Regions from separate parts of the Homo sapiens genome. Here region 1 is linked to region 2. Evidence: read pairs that join two places in POLR2A ChIA-PET (ENCODE). Cell type or tissue: A673. All regions are shown on one strand. Links, peaks and the distances in the headings refer to the core of each region. The heading gives the core; the rest is flanking DNA.

The links. ChIA-PET counts read pairs that join two places held together with the same protein. Peaks named below come from ENCODE experiments on the same cell type or tissue, not always from the same donor. Only the 100,000 strongest peaks of a DNase experiment are listed, where the experiment ranks them.
Region 1: POLR2A ChIA-PET joins it to region 2 with 17 read pairs; 2 of 35 experiments call an interaction of 5 or more read pairs at or near these places.

Annotation. Positions count from the first base shown.
Region 1 is chr18:62,817,027-62,825,373 of GRCh38, reverse strand. The region is part of intron 1 of PHLPP1 (PH domain and leucine rich repeat protein phosphatase 1); the gene reads right to left. Among named protein-coding and RNA genes, the nearest start is that of PHLPP1, 110 kb to the right of the region's middle. In A673, for the core only: no CTCF peak of the experiment used is centred there; no DNase peak of the experiment used is centred there.
Region 2 is chr18:62,669,913-62,678,259 of GRCh38, reverse strand. No RefSeq gene overlaps it. Among named protein-coding and RNA genes, the nearest start is that of PHLPP1, 41 kb to the left of the region's middle. In A673, for the core only: no CTCF peak of the experiment used is centred there; a DNase peak (open chromatin) is centred at 4,649; H3K27ac peaks cover 904 bases.

The sequences.
Region 1 (8,347 bases), core at 334-8,333, 150 kb before region 2:
ATATATTTATATATATACATACATTGGTTTTTAAAGTATTTACAATTTTACATCAGAAAGCCAAAACTAACATCTTAACCAAAAAGTAAAACATTATTTGAGAAAGTACATATTGGGCTGGACACAGTGGCTCATGCCTGTAATCCTAGCACTTTGGGAGGCTGAAGTGGGTGGATTACTTGAGGTCAGGAGCTCGAGACCAGCCTGGCCAAGATGGCGAAACCCCGTCTCTACTAAAAATACAAAAATTATTCAGGCGTGGTGGCAGGCGCCCATAGTCCTAGCTACTCGGGAGACTGAGGGAGGACAATCACTTGAACCCGGGAGACTGAGGGAGGACAATCACTTGAACCCGGGAGGCAGAGGTTGCACTGAGCTGAGATTGTGCCACTGCACTCCAGCCTAGGTGACAGAGCAAGAGTCTGTCTCAAAAAAAAAAAAGTATATATATTGGCTCATTTGACCACTGTTAAAAAAAATGGGGGGTGGGGGTGGTCCATTATAAGTAAAACTTTAAGAAAACTGAAGCAATATACTTTGTGTGCCTTTGTTGGGGTTGTTTTACATCCTGAATGGTTTAAACATTTATTTTCACAGTAAGACCTTGTCATTTTTTTCAGAGCCAAAAAGTCACTGTTTTGTGAAGTATTTTTCTAGTGCCATGAATTGTTTTTGCAAAATGCTTTCTATGATAGAAACGTCCACCTTTTAAAAATCTTCCACTTTTTTTTACAGATTTATTAATGTATAAAAGACATACAGTAAACTACATAAAGTATAAAATAAGATATGATGTATCTACACACATGAAACCATCACCAGAAAATAAGTATATTGATCACTGCCGTTTCCTCATGTCCCATTGTGATTTCTCCCTCCCCCTATATCCCTCCAGAGTTCCTCCCGCGCTCAGGCAACTGCTGATCTGGTTTCTGTCACTTTCATCCATGTTGTTGCAAGAGTTCATTATTTTTTGTTGCTGAGTAGTATTACATTGTATGAATATACCACAGTTTAACCATTGATCTGCTAATGGACACTTGAATTCTTTACAGTCTTTTTTTTTTTCTATTTTGATGGAGAACACTGGTGTACAAGTCTTGGTATAGACAAATGTTTTGATTCCTCTCGGGTAAATACCTAGGATTGGAATGGCTGGTTTGTACCATTTTACATCCCCAGCACCAGTGCAGAGAGTTCCCGATGCTCCACATCCCTGTCAACATTTTTTTTTTTTTTTTTGAGACGGAGTTTCGCTCTTGTTGCCCAGCTGGAGTGCAATGCCATGATCTCGGCTCACTGCAACCTCCACCTCCCAGGTTCAAGCAATTCTCCTGCCTCAGCCTCCCAAGTAGTTGGGATTACAGGCAACCGCCACCACGCCTGGCTAATTTTTGTATTTTTAGTAGAGATGGGGTTTCACCATGTTGGCCAGGCTGGTCTCTAACTGCCCACCTCAGATGGTCCACCTACCTCGGCCTCCCGAAGTGCTGGAATTACAGGAATAAGCCACCGCGCCTGGCCCCCAGTCAACACTTTTAGCCATTCTAGTGCATATGTAGTGGTATCTCCTTATGGTTTTAAGTTGCATTCCCCTAATGACTAATCATCTTCTCGCAAGTTTGTGATCCGCATATCTTCTTTGCCAAAGTAACTATTCAAATCCTGTGTTCAATTTTAATTGGGTTAAGTCCTTTACATATTCTTAACATAAATCCTCTGTCAGATATCTATATATATCTACATATATATGTAGATATATATATTTATGTAGATATATAATATATGTAGATATATATAGATATATATATTTGAGACAGTCTTGCTGTTGCCCAGGCTGGAGTGCAGTGGCACCATCACAGCTTGCTACAGTCTCAACCTTCTGGGGTCAAATGATCCTCCCTCCTCAAGCCTCCTGAATAGCTGGGACTACAGGTGCCCGCCACCATGCCCGGCTAGTTTTTTTCTATTTTTTGTAGAGACAGGGTCGCTATGTTGCCCAAGCTGGTCTCGAATTCCTGCACTCAAACAATGCTTCCACCTCGGCCCCCACGTGTTAGGATTATAAGCCTGAGTCGCTGTGCCCAGACTTCTGTCAAATATATGACTTGCAAATATTTTCTCCCAGTCTGGCTTACTTTTTTATTTTCTTGAGAGTATTTTCAGAAAGCAAAAGTTTCCATTTTAATAAAGCCTAATTATTTGATTCGTCTTTTATAGTTAGTGGTTTTTGTGTTGTACTTAAAAAATCTTTGACAAACTGAAGGCCAGTAAAATTTTCTCCCATGTTTTCTTCTAGAAATTTTATAGTTCTAATTCTTACATTTAAGTCTATGATCAATTTCAAGCAAAAATTTCTATTAACAAAATCAAGAAATAAGGCTGAGATTTGGTCTGGGTCTTCTTTTATGTTTGTTTTTATTTTTGGCAAAAGGCTACATCAATTGTTCTAAGACCACTGGTGAAATTCCTACTGAATTGCCTTGGTACCTGCAATAAAACTGAGTTGCCAATAGTTATATAGGTCAATTTATTGATTAGTCCTTCCATTACTCTATTTGTCTACCTTCATACTATCTTGAGTAGTGAATCTTTAAAATTATTTGTGAAACCAGTTGGTATAAATCCTGCTCTGTAAAAAAGCACAGTTACAATCTGGATGCCTTTTATTTATTTTGCTTATCTCACTGCTACAACCTTGAACAGAAGTGGTGAAAGCAGACATCCTTTCCTTTTTCCTGATCTTAAGGGGGAGGCATTCAAATTTGTGCCATTTAAAACACTATTGGCGGCCAGGCGCAGTGGCTCACGCCTGTAATCCCAGTACTGTGGGAGTCCGAGGCGGGCGGATCATGAGGTTAGGAGATCGAGACCATCCTGGCTAACACGGTGAAACCCCGTCTCTACTAAAACTACAAAAAAAAAATAGCTGGGCGTGGTGGCGGGTGTCTGCAGTCCCAGCTACTCAGGATGCTGAGGCAGGAGAATGGCATGAACCCGGGAGGCAGAGCTTGCAGTGAGCCAAGATCATGCCACTGCACTCCAGCCTGGACCACAGAGCGAGACTCTGTCTCAAAAAAAAAAAAACAAAAACAAAAAAAAAAAAAACACTATTTTCTACAGATCCTCTATATTGAACTGAGGAAGTTTCCTTTTATTCCTAACTTGCCAAGTTATCTTTTTTTTCTAAATCAGAAAGGGATATTGGAGTTCCTCAAATGCTGTTTCTGCCACCAACTAAGATGATTATGATGAATTTAATTGATAATATTTTGCTTTAAGAAACAGGGTCCTGGTCCATAGCCCACACTGTGCAGTACCACAATCATGGCTCTGTGTAACATCAAACTCCTGGGCTCAGGTGATCTTTCTGCCTCAGCCTCCTGAGTGGCTAGGACTACAGCTACATACCAGCATGCTCGGCTAATTAAAAAAAATTTTTTTTTGTAGAGATGGGCATAGTGGCATGCGCCTGTAATCCCAGCTACTCAAGAGGCTTGAGTAGGAGGTGGGAGAATTGCTTGAACATGGGAGGCAGAAGTTGCAGTGAGCCGAAACAGCACCACTGCACTCCAGCCCAGGAGACAGAGCAAGACTCTGTCTCAAAAAAAAAAAAAGAACATACATTCTTATTATCCTTTTAATATCTATAGAATCTGTAATGATGTCACCTCTTTCATTCCTGATATTGGTAACTTGAGTCTTCTATCTTTTCTTGATCAGTTTGGTTAGAGAACTACCAATTTTATTAAGCTTCTTAAAGGTTTTATATTCACTGATCTTCTTTTTCTTTTTTCTTTTCTTTTTTTTTTTTTTTTTTTTTTGGATAAAGGGTCTCACTCTGTCACCCAGGCTGCAGTATACTGATGCGATCTCGGCTCACTGCAACCTCTGCCTCCCAGGCTGAAGTGATTCTCCCAGCCCAGCCTCCCAAGTAGCTGGGACTACAGGCATATGCCATTATGCCCAGCTGACTTTTGTACTTTTTGTAGAGACAGGGTTTCGCCATGTTCCTCAGGCTCACTGATTTTCTGTTATTTTTGTTTCATTTATTTTTTTCATTGTTATTGCTTATTGCTTCTTTTACTAACATATATTTTTTCTTTTTTAAAGACAGAGTTTCACCATGTTGCCCAGGCTGGTCTCAGACTCTTGCACTCAAGTGCTCTGCCCACCTCAGCCTCCCAGTGTTGGGATTACAGGCGTGAGCCAACGCACTAGGTCCATCTTTTACTAATTTTGAGATTCTCTTCTTTCTAAACACTGCTTAACTGCATCCCATAAATTCTGGTATATTGTGTTTTAACTTTTCATCCGTTCATAGTACTTTCTAATTTCCTTTTTATTTCTTCTATCACACATAGCTATTTTGGAAGTATGTAATTTAATTGACACGTATTTGAAGATTTTCCAGCTATCTTTCTTTTATTGGTCTCTGGTTTAATCCCATTGTGGTCAGAGAATGTTCTTTGTAGGAATTAATTTTTAAAATATTTTGTTCTCGCCTTGTCTTACAGTGCTGAATTAAAAACAAAATAAACTTACTATACTTGTTTTATAGTGTAAAATACAGTCTATCTTGGTTAATGTTTGTATTAGTTTTCATACTGCTATAAAAAACTGCCTGAGACTGGGTAATTTATTAAGGAAAGGGCTTTAATTGACTAACAGTTCAGCATAGCAGGGGAGGACTAAGGAAACTCACAATCATGGTAGAAGGGGAAGCAAAGCACCTTCTTCACAAGGTGGCAGGAAGGAGAAGTGCTGAGCGAAGGGGGATGAGCCCCTTATAAAACCATCAGGTCTCATGAGAACTCACTCACCATCATGAGAATGGCATCGGGGAAACTGCCCCCATGATTCAATTACCTCCATCTGATCTCTCCTTTGACATGTGGGTATTATGGGGATTACAATTCAAGATGAAATTTGGGTGGGGACACAAAGCCTAACCATATCAATGTTCCATATGTACTTGAAAAGAATGTGTATTTTGCTATTGCAGAGTGCATTATTCTATAAACTGAGGTCCAGTTGGCTAAGAGTGCTAGTCAAGTCTTCTATATTTTTAATAATTTTGTCTACACATTTTTTCAAAGATTGAGAGAAAGACATTGAAATGTTTTGCTATAATTGTGGATCTGTCTATTTCTGCTTGCAGTTCTACCAGCTTTTGATTTATTTATACTGAAGTTCTATTTAGGTGCATAAACATTTAGGATTGTTATATCTTCTTGATGTATGGATTGCTTTATCATTATAAAATGACCTTCTTTATCACTGATTATACTGTTTTCTCTAAAATCTACTTTGTCAATACAAATATAGCCACTCTATTTTTCTTACAATCAGTGTTACCAACATTTATATTTTTTCATCTTTTTACTTTGAACCTATATGGTCTTTATATTTAAAATGGGTTTCTTGGCCAGGCACAGAGGTTCACACCTGTAATCCCAGCACTTGGGAGGCCAAGGTGGGTGGATCACCTGAGGTCAGGAGTTCGAAAAAAGCCTGGCGGCCAACATGGTGAAACCCCTTCTCTACTAAAAATACAGAAATTTGCTAGGTGTGGTGGCAGGCGCCTGTAATCCCAGCTACTCGGGAGGCTGAGGCAGGAGAATCGCTTGAACCCAGGAGGCAGAGGTTGCAGTGAGCCCAGATTGCACCATTGCACTCCAGCCTGTGCAACAAGAGTAAAATTCTGTCTCTAAATAAATAATAATAAAATAAAATAGGTTTCTTGTAGGCAGCAGTTACCTCTTTTTTTAAATCTGATAATCTGTCTTTTAACTGAAACATTTACTCCTTTTACATTAATGTGACTGCTGATAATGTAAATATAGATGTGTTTGAATTGAAATTGACCATATTATTCTTTGTTTCCTACTTATCCCATCTGTTCTTTGTTTTTACTCATTTTATGCCTTGTTTTGTATTAACTGATTCCATTTTATCCCCTTGGTTGGCATATTAACAATTCATTCCCTCCTGCTTTCTTCTTAATGGTTGCTTTATGGTTCATTATATACATTTTGAACACACAATCTACCTTCAAGTAATATTATACCACTTCATGAACACCATAAGTAGTACACTACAACAATATACTTCCATTTCCATTACCAATATAATATTGTATCACTTCATGTACAATTTAAGAACCTTAGAATAATACACTGCCATTTCCCTTCTCCCAGTCTTTGTGCTACTGTTGCCATTTGTTTGTTTCCTTACATGTTACTGACAGTGGTATGCATGAGTTGGTTTATACTGGTTCACAAGTTGGTTGTTGAACTTTCAGTAATAAATACTCAAAACTCATTACATCCTAATTATTTTACTACATTTTACTTTGTCTAACACATACATCTATTGTACATTAATGTTGGAAATACTATATAATGGTATATTACTGTGTATCTATTCCCAGCTCTGCATTTAGTGACATCATGTTGGTAGCTTGAAAACCACCACTGTGGCTGTATTTACAGCATGGAAATTGGCAAACGGTACCATCAAGGCAAAGAGGAGGTTGTTAACCATTTTCTGGCAGTCCAGTGGTTATAACCTCCCCCTTGCCCACCCACAATATACTATTGTTATCTTTACTAAAACAGCACATTACCTTGGAAGAGAATTTTTAAAATAAGTCTTTTATATTTATTATTTCCATTGTTCTTCATTCCTTTATGTAGATCCAGATTTCCACCTGTTATCTTTTTCCTTTGACCTCAATGGCTTGACATTTCTTACGACACAGGTCTGCTGTTGATAGTCTTTCAGCTTTTGTAAATTTGAGAAAGTCTTCCTTTTCCTTTGTTTTTTCAAAAATATTTTCTTTTTGAGATGGAGTCTTGCTGTGTCACCCAGGCTGGAGTGCAGTGACGCAATCTTGGCTCACTGTAACCTCTGCCTCCCTGGTTCAAGCAATTCTCCCTGCCTCAGCCTCCCAAGTAGCTGGGACTACAGGCATCCGCCACCAGAGTAATTTTTATATTTTTTAGTAGAGACGGGGTTTCGCCATGTTGACCAGGTTGGTCTTGGTCTCCTGACTTCAGGTGATCCACCTGCCTTGGCTTCCCAAAGTGCTGAGATTACAGGCGTGAGCCACTGCGGCTGGCCCAAAAATATTTTCACTGTGTACAGAATTCTAGGTCAAAGCTTTTTTCTTTCAGAATGATCTCTTCCACTGACTTCTAGTGTTCAATGTTTCTGTCAAGAAGTTTGGCCCGGGCATGGTGGCTCACACCTGTAATCCCAGCACTTTGGAAGGCCAAGGCAGGAGGTCAAGAGATCAAGACCATCCTAGCCAATATGGTGAAACCCTGTCTCGGCTAAACATACAAAAATTAGCTGGGCGTGGTGGTGCACACCTGTAGTCCCAGCTACTCGGGAGGCTGAGGCAGGAGAATCGCTTGAACCTGGGAGGCGGAGGTTGCAGTGAGCCGAGATCTCGCCACTACACTCCAGCCTGGTGACACAATAAGATTCCGTCTCAAAAAAAAAAAAAAAAAAAAAAGTCTGTTGCCATTCTTAAGTCCTAGCATGTTCTGCATTCTGTCAGTGCTTTTTTAAAGATTTTTTTCTTTTTATCACTGGTTTTAAGCAATTTAATTATGCTTCTTAGCATACTTCATGTTTCATGTGCTCAAGGTTTGTGGAACTTAGATTTATGGTCAAATTTGATATTTTTTCAGCCATTATTTTAAATTTTTTTTCTGACCTCATAAGGCCTCTCCAGGGACTCCAATTACAAACACTTGAAGTTATCCCACAGTTCATTATGGGTTTTTTTTTTAATTCTGTATGTTTCATCGTTGGTAATCAATTACTGTATCTTCAAGTTCACTAATCCTTTCTTCTGTAGTGTTTGAGCTATTGTTAATCCCATCCAGTGTATTTTTCATCTCTATAAATTCAATTTGTGTATGTATGTGTGTGTATTTACCTACATATACACATATGCATTCACATACGTATGTATTTATCTTCCATGTCTCTCCTTAATATGCAAATGCTTTCTTTTATTTTCATGAATATATGGAACATAACTAAAATAGCTGCTTAAATGTCCTTGGCAACTAAGTCTATCATTTGTATCATTTCTGTGTTAGTTGAGTTCCACAGAGCCAGGCATGGTGGCTCACACCTACAATTCCAGCACTTTGGGAGGCCAAGGCAGGAGGATTGCTTGCATCCAGGAATTTCAGACCAGCCTGGGAAACACAGTGAGACGTCCATCTCTACAAAAAAGTACAAAAATTAGCTGGGTGTGGTGGCGTGCACCTGTAGTCCCAGCTACTCTGGAGGCTGAGGTTGCAGGATCATCTGAGCCCAGGAAGGT
Region 2 (8,347 bases), core at 162-8,161:
AAGCAAAATATTTTAGAAAGCAGCCCAAACAAGGTGATGGTTTACATCTTGCAACGTTACATTTATTTGAGTATTTGAGAAGCATAAAAGCATAACCTTAAATCCCATTTAATTGCATCCTGAAGACCATCATGTAAGTCATCATGGCCATTCTCAGGGACAGCATGGAACAGTGGTTCTCAAAATGTGGTCCCCAGACCAGAATCACCAGCATCACCTGGGAAGCACTTGTGGGCAATGCAAATTCTTAGACCCCGACCCAGACATGTGAATTGGAAACTCTGGGGCTGGACAAAGTAATCTATGGTTTAACAAGCCTCCAGGTGATTCTTACATACTCTATAGATCGATAATCACTGGCTAGAAACAGAAAGACTAGTACTTAATGACTTTCACCAGTGTGTGTAAGGGTAGTGCTCTTTAAACAGACAGAGAGAGAAGGAGGTATCAGTAACTTGAAAACTAAGGTTCCTTCTCATGGCTATCTGGGATGTCAGGCAAGAGCAAACCTATTGCAGGCGCTGTCCATAGGTTACTAGGCAACACCACCTCTTCTCCACACCAAATCTCTCCATTCTTTTCCTTTGAGCTTATTTTAGTATTCGGTTGAACAGTTTTAGTTCAGCAGGTCGAGATTTTGTAAGGCTCATTGTCTGGGGATGGTTCAGGATACATGAAACTACTTTTAAAGGGCATCTTTTAAAATGAGCATTTTTTTTTCATTTTAATTATTGTTCTTCAGAAACTAGAGGTTGAGACAGATGAGCTCTTATAATCTCTCCCAATTCAGAATTCCATAAAGTTCAAATGCTACTCTAAAAATTGCTTTAAATATGATGACTTTAAAAAACCAGATTAACCAGCAGTGTAATGTTTTCTATTTGAAAGATTTCTCATGATTGTTTCCAGTTACTCCTCCTAATTTCTCTTTTGCCAACTCTTTCCCACAAGAAGGGAAAAAAAAAATCTGTACATCATTTGTTCATTTATTCATGCATTCATTCTATTAACTTTGGCTGAGGATAAAAAATGTGGCAGGAGATGCAGAAAAGGCCTTCAACAAAATTCAACAGCCCTTCATGCTAAAAACTCTCCATAAACTAGGTATTGATGGAACGTATCTCAAAATAATAAGAGCTATTTATGACAAATCCACAGCCAATATTATACTGAATGGGCAAAAACTGGATGTATTCCCTTTGAAAACTGGCACAAGACAGGGATGCCCTCTCTCACCACTCCTGTTCAACATAGTCTTGGAAGTTCTGGCCAAGGCAATCAGGCAAGAGAAAGAAATAAAGGGTATTCAATTAGGAAAAGAGGAAGTCAAATTGTCCCTATTTGCTGATGACATGATTGTATATTTAGAAAACCCCATCGTCTCAGCCCAAAATCTCCTTAAGCTGATAAGCAACTTCAGCAAAGTCTCAGGATATGAAATCAATGTGCAAAAATCACAAGCATTCCTATACGCCATTAACAGACAAACAGAGAGCCAAATCATGAGTGAATTCCCATTCACAATTGCTACAAAAGAATAAAACACCTAGGAATCCAACTTAAAGGGATGTGAAGGACCTCTTCAAGGAGAACTACAAATCACTGCTCAATGAAATAAAAGAGGACACAAACAAATGGAAGAATATTCCATGCTTATGGATAGGAAGAATCAATATCATGAAAATGGCCATACTACCCAAGGTAATTCATAGATTCAATGCCATCCCCATCAAGCTACCAATGACTTTCTTCACAGAATTGGAAAAAACTACTTTAAAGTTCATATGGAACCAAAAAAAGAGCCTGCATTGCCAAGACAAGCCTAAGTAAAAAGAACAAAGCTGGAGGCATTATGCTACCTGACTTCAAACGGTACTACAAGGCTACAGTAACCAAAACAGCATGGTACTGGTACCAAAACAGATATATAGACCAATGGAACAGAACAGAGGCCTCAGAAATAATGCCACAGATCTACAACCATCTGATCTTTGACAAACCTGACAAAAACAATAAATGGGGAAAGGATTCCCTATTTAATAAATGGTGGCTGGGAAAACTGGCTAGCCATATGTAGAAAGCTGAAACTGGATCCCTTCCTTACACTTTATACAAAAATTAAGTCAAGATGGATTAAAGATGTAAATGTTAAACCTAAAACCATAAAAACCCTAGAAGAAAACCCAGGCAATACCATTCGGGACATAGGCATGGGCAAGGACTTCATGTCTAAAACACCAAAAGCAATGGCAACAAAAGCCAAAATAGACAAATGGGATCTAATTAAACTAAAGAGCTTCTGCACAGCAAAAGAAACTACCGTCAGAGTGAACAGGCAACCTACAGAATAGGAGAAAGATTTGGAATCTACCCATCTGACAAAGGGCTAATATCCAGAATCTACAAAGAACTCAAACAAATTTACAAGAAAAAAACAAACAACCCCATTAAAAAATGGGCAAAGGATATGAACAGACACTTCTCAAAAGAAGACATCTATGCAGCCAACAGACACGTGAAAAAATGCTCACCATCACTGGTCATCAGAGAAATGCAAATCAAAACCACAATGAGATACCATCTCATGCCAGTTAGAATGGCAATCATTAAAAAGTCAGGAAACAACAGATGCTGGAGAGAATGTGGAGAAATAGGAACTGTTTTACATTGTTGGTGGGAGTGTAAATTGGTTCAACCATTGTGGAAGGCAGTGTGGTGATTCCTCAAGGATCTAGAACTAGAATTACCATTTGACCCAGCAATCCCATTACTGGATATATACCCAAAGGATTATAAATCATGCTACTATAAAGACACATGCACACGTATGTTTATTGCGGCACTATTCACAATAGCGAAGACTTGGAACCAACCCAAATGTCCATCAATGATAGACTGGATTAAGAAAATGTGGCACATATATACCATGGAATACTATGCAGCCATAAAAAAGGATGAGTTTATATCCTTTGCAGGGACATGGATGAAGCTGGAGACCATCATTCTGAGCAAACTATCACAAGGATAGAAAACCAAACACCGCATGTTCTCACTCATAGGTGGGAACTGAACAATGAGATCACTTGGACACAGGGCGGGGAACATCACACACTGGGGCCTGTTGCGGGGTGAGGGACTGAGGGAGGGATAGCATTAGGAGAAATACCTAATGTAAATGATGAGTTGATGGTTGCAGCAAACCAACATGGCACATGTGTACCTATGTGTCAAAACTGCACGTTGTGCCCACGTACCCTAGAACTTAAATTAAAAAAAAAAAACAACAATGTGGCAGGAGTGCAATAGCTGATGGTTATACAAGCAGCTTCCAACCCAGTAAAGGGGAAAGACATGGAAAGAGATCACCACAGAACAGTGTACGAATGCAACCACTAGAATAGGCCCAGTGTATTCCCAGAGCTCAGAGTAGTGACCTTGAAGATGAAGCCAGGGAAGCCTTCATGGATGATGTAAGTAGGTGTTATGGAGTGGGAGAGGGAGGGAAGGCACAGAGGTGAGAAAAGGCCTGGCAAATGCAGATGAATGGCTGCAGTCCATAGTCAGAAGCAGGAGGTGTCAATAGTGAGGTTTGTAGGGACCTGATTGATGAAGGAGCTGAAGGAGATGGGCAGCCACTGAAGAACTAAAAGCAGGAAGGATATGATTATATTTGCATGGAAGGATTTCCTCTTCAGCAGCTGAGGAAGAAATTAGGGAGCCGGGCATGGTGGCTCATGCCTGTAATCCTAGCACTCTGGGAGGCCGAGGCGGGCGGATTGCCTGAGCTCAGGAGTTCAAGACCAGCCTGGGCAACATGGAGCAACCCCGTCTCTACTAAAAAAAAAAATCCACAAAGTAGCTGGGCATGGTGGTGTATACCTGTAATCTCAGCTACTCGGGAGGCTGAGGCATGAGAATCGCTTGAACCCAAGAGGCGGAGGTTGCAGTGAGCCAAGATCATGCCACTGCACTCCAGCCGGGGCGACAGAGCAAGACTCTGTTAAAAAAAAAAAAAAAAGGAAGAAGAAATTAGGAGATGATAGCACTGAGCAAGACAGACTGCTGAGGATGAGGATGCTGACACAGTGGTCCAAGAGAGAATGACATAGACTTGGACTGGGACATTGGTAATGAGGATAGAGAAAACTGGACTAACTTGAGAAATACCCAAGAGGCTAAACAGGCAGAACTGAGTGATTCCTTGGGTGTTGATAATGAAGGACAGGAAGGAGTTTAGAATGAAACCCAATTTCTAACCTAGTGATAGGTGGTGTTTCCACTGGAGATTGAGAATACTGGAGGAAGAGATAGTTTAGGTTCTGTTTTGGTACATGTGAGATGTTTATCTATCCATCTAGTAGGAAATAGGATATATGAGTTATCTTCTTAAGGAGGAAAATAAAAGTTTTAGAGTAACAGATTTGGGAGTTGTCAATGTAGAGATAATGTTGAAACAATGAGTGAGTGTGGAAAACATCACCCAGATAAAATGTAACAAAGACTGGGGTGGGGGATTAAGCCTTGGGGGACCTTGGAGTTTAAGGAGTTAAGGAGTGAGTGGAAGAAGATAAGCCCATAAAAGAGAGAATGATAAATGTCAGGAAGAATCAAAAGATTCATAAATGTCAGGAAATGTAAACCAGTAAATGTCACAGAAGTCAAAAGGAACAAATGTTTCAGGAAGGAAGGATAAGTTAGCAATGAACAATGTCTCCAAAAGATACAAGAAGTTGGCTGAAAAACACTCACGGCACAGAGCAATTAGGAAGTCATTGGTTGTCTTTAAGGAGCATATTTTTAATAGAAAAAAGAATGCAGGGGTTTGTGGGGCAAAAGGAAGTTGAAGGGGAGAGAGAGAATGTAGACAACTCTTCGGAGAAGAGAGAAGCTGGGCAGAGATTATTTTCTTTTTAAATGAGTGAGGCTAGAATAATTTGTCATCTAAAGCAAGATACTCATGAGAGGGAAATGATGAAGAAAATCAGAGAAATAAAGGGCCAGAGCAAAATCTAGCAGGAGAAGGAGTGGTGCCACAGAAATGGTGAAAGCAAGTAAAGACATGCACTATCCATAGCTGCCTGGAGGAAAGGATGCAGGAGCAGGCAAGCAGAAGACAGACTCAAAAGCCTAAGAAGGAGACAGTGAGGAGGAATAGTCTTGGGGGAGGAGTGGGGAGGAGGAATAAATGCTCTGAAGGGCTGCCTTGCATACTGTGGAATCTAGTGCAACACACAAGCTCAAAGCCAGATATAGGCTCAGAATAAATCATACACTTGCACCTCTGGCTGTTCTTTGGGCTCCACACAAGCAGGAGGTAAAGGCTAAGGCACAGTTGAGGGAGCACCCCAGCCAATATGCAAAGACCAATGGAGTTGCTTTTATTTTTCTTTTTGGCTCCAGGCATTCAAGGAAACCTCTGTCAGGTCACTGGCTGACCACTGAAATAATAGAACACAGACTTCAGTGACTACGCAAACAAAGAACATGGTCTGTACAAAAATAGTTTGGAAAAGTCACTAAACAAACAGATTACTGCAGTCCTCAACAATCAACAACAGCAAACCCTGGGGAGAACAGAAAGTATGCTATCTAGAGTTACCACAGTATAATATTCAAAACGTCCAGTTTTCAACAACAAAAAATACAGGCATACAAAGAAACAGGAAAGTATGGCCCATCCACAGAAAAAAAAAATAGACAAAACCCATGCTAGAGGAAGCCAGACATTGGAATGACTAGAGAAAGAGTTTAAATATATAAATATAACATATTAAATAATATAACTTTAAATATCAACCACCTTACATTTGCTCAAAGACCTAAAGGAAACCAATAGATGAACAAGTAAAGGTTATCAATAAAGAAATGTAAATTGTAAAAGAAACCAAATTTTAAACAACTGGAGCTGGAAGTTCAATAGCTAAAAAAAAATTTACTAGAGGGATTCAGTGGTATATTTGAACAGGCAGAAGAAAGAATCAGTGCACCTGAAGATAAAATAATTGAAATTATCCAGTTCGATGAGCATAAAGATAAAAGAATGAAAAACGAACAGAGCTTAAGAGACTTGTGAGATACCATCAAGCACACAAACATGAAAAAGAGTTAGAAAGACATTTGAATGGCCCCAAAGTCCCAATTTGATGAAAGACATAAGTACACATCCAAGAAGTTCAATGAACTCCAAGTAGGATAATCATGAAGAGATCCACACTATGATAATCAATCATATTTATAATCACACTGTCAACATCCAAAGGCAAAGAGATAATCTTGAAAATGGCAAGAGATAAGTGACTCATAATGCATTGATTATTCAATATATACCCCAATAAGACTGTTAATGTAATAATCATCAGAGACAATGACAGCCAGAAAGCAGTATAATGACATACCCAAGTGCTGAAATAAAAAAAAAAAAACTGTCTAGTAAGAATTCTATATCAAGCAAAATTGTTCTTCAAAAATTAGGAAGATATGGGCTGGGCATGGTGGCTCATGACTCTAAGTGATCCCAGCACTTTGGGAGGCCTAGGCAGGTGGATCACTTGAAGTCAGGAGTTCAAGACCAGCCTGGCCAACATGGTGAAACCCCGTCTCTATTTAAAAAAAATGCAAAAATCAGCCAGGCATTGTGATATGTGCCTGTAGTCCCAGCTACTTGGGAGGCTGAGGCAGGAGAATCACTTGAACCCAGGAGGCAGAGGTCGCAGTGAGCCAAGATTGTGCCACTGTACTCCAGCCTAGGCAACAGAGTAAAACTCCATCTCAAGAAAAAAAAAAAAGGAAGATATTAAAACATTCCCAGGTAAGCAAAAGCTAAGGGAGTTTGTTGCCCCTAGACTTACCCTGTAGGAAATGCTAAAGGGAGTCCTTTGGGCAGCAATGAAAGGACACTAGACAGTGAGTTGAAGTTGAAGTCATCTGAAGAAATAAAGAACTCTGGTAAAGATAGCTACATAGGTAAATATAAAAGCCAGTATTATTGTATTTCTAGTTTATACTTCCTATTTTTGATTCTTATGATTCAAAATACAATGCATCAAACAATAATTACAAATCTATGCAGTAGGCACATAGTGTATAAAGATGGAATTTGTGACAATAACAATATAAGGTGGGTACAAAGCTGTATAGGATAAATTTTATATGCTATAGAAGCTAAGTTTGGATCATTTCAAACAAGCAATGGTGTTATAAATTTAGGATGCTAAATGAAATCTCCATGGTAACCATTTTTAAATAACTTTTAAAATTACATAAAAGGAAACATGGATAAAGTAAAAATAGTCCACTAGAAAAAAATCAAACACAGAAGAAGGTAGTACTGAAGAAAACGAGGAACAAAAAAGATAAGACATTTAGAAAATAAATGGCTAAATGGTAGAATATAATGACTCAGTAATTTAATGTACAACATATATTTAACATATAATTATGTATATTAATATAAATATATTAAATAATATAACTTTAAATATAAATGGATTAAACTCACTAGTTAAAATACACAGACTGGCAGACTGCCAGTGAAACTATTCAGTGCAATACTTTAATAGTGGATACATGTCATTATACAATTGTTAAAACTCATAAAATGTACAACACAAAGAGGGAAGCCTAGTGTACTACATTAACGTAAGATGGTAACAATAGGAGAAATGGTGTGTAGGGGCAGCAGTAGGTATATGGAAACTCTCTGTACTTTCCACTCAACTTTTCTATAAACCTAAAACTTCTCTAAAAAAATAAATTCTATTAATTTAAAAATGTTTCAACTATATGCTGTTTATAAGTGACTCACTTTAGCTCTATAAGGTTGGAAGTGAAAGGATGTAAAAAGAGATTCTATGCAAATGGTAACTGAAGATGAGCTGGGGTATCTATACTAATATGAAGCAAAAGAGGCTTTAAGTCAAAAATGATTAAAAGACACAAAAAGGTCATTATATATTGATAAAAGGGTCAATTCATCAAGAAGCTATAACAACTATAAATATATACCCACCTAATAACAGAGCTCCAAAATATGTACTACATACCTTGACAGAACTCAAGGAAGAAATAGGCAGTTCTACAGTAATAGTTGAAGACTTCAATGTCCCAACCTTCAATAATAAATAGAACATCTAGACAGAAGATCCATAAGGAAACAGAGGACTTGCATAACACTATAAACAATTAGGCCTAACAGACATATATAGACCATCCTATCAAAAACAGCAGAATATACATTCTTCTCTAGGACAGACCATATGTTAGGCCACAAAAAACAGTCTCAATAAATTTTTAAAGATTGAAATAATAGAAAGTACCTTCTCAGATCACAACAGAACATTGTTAGAAA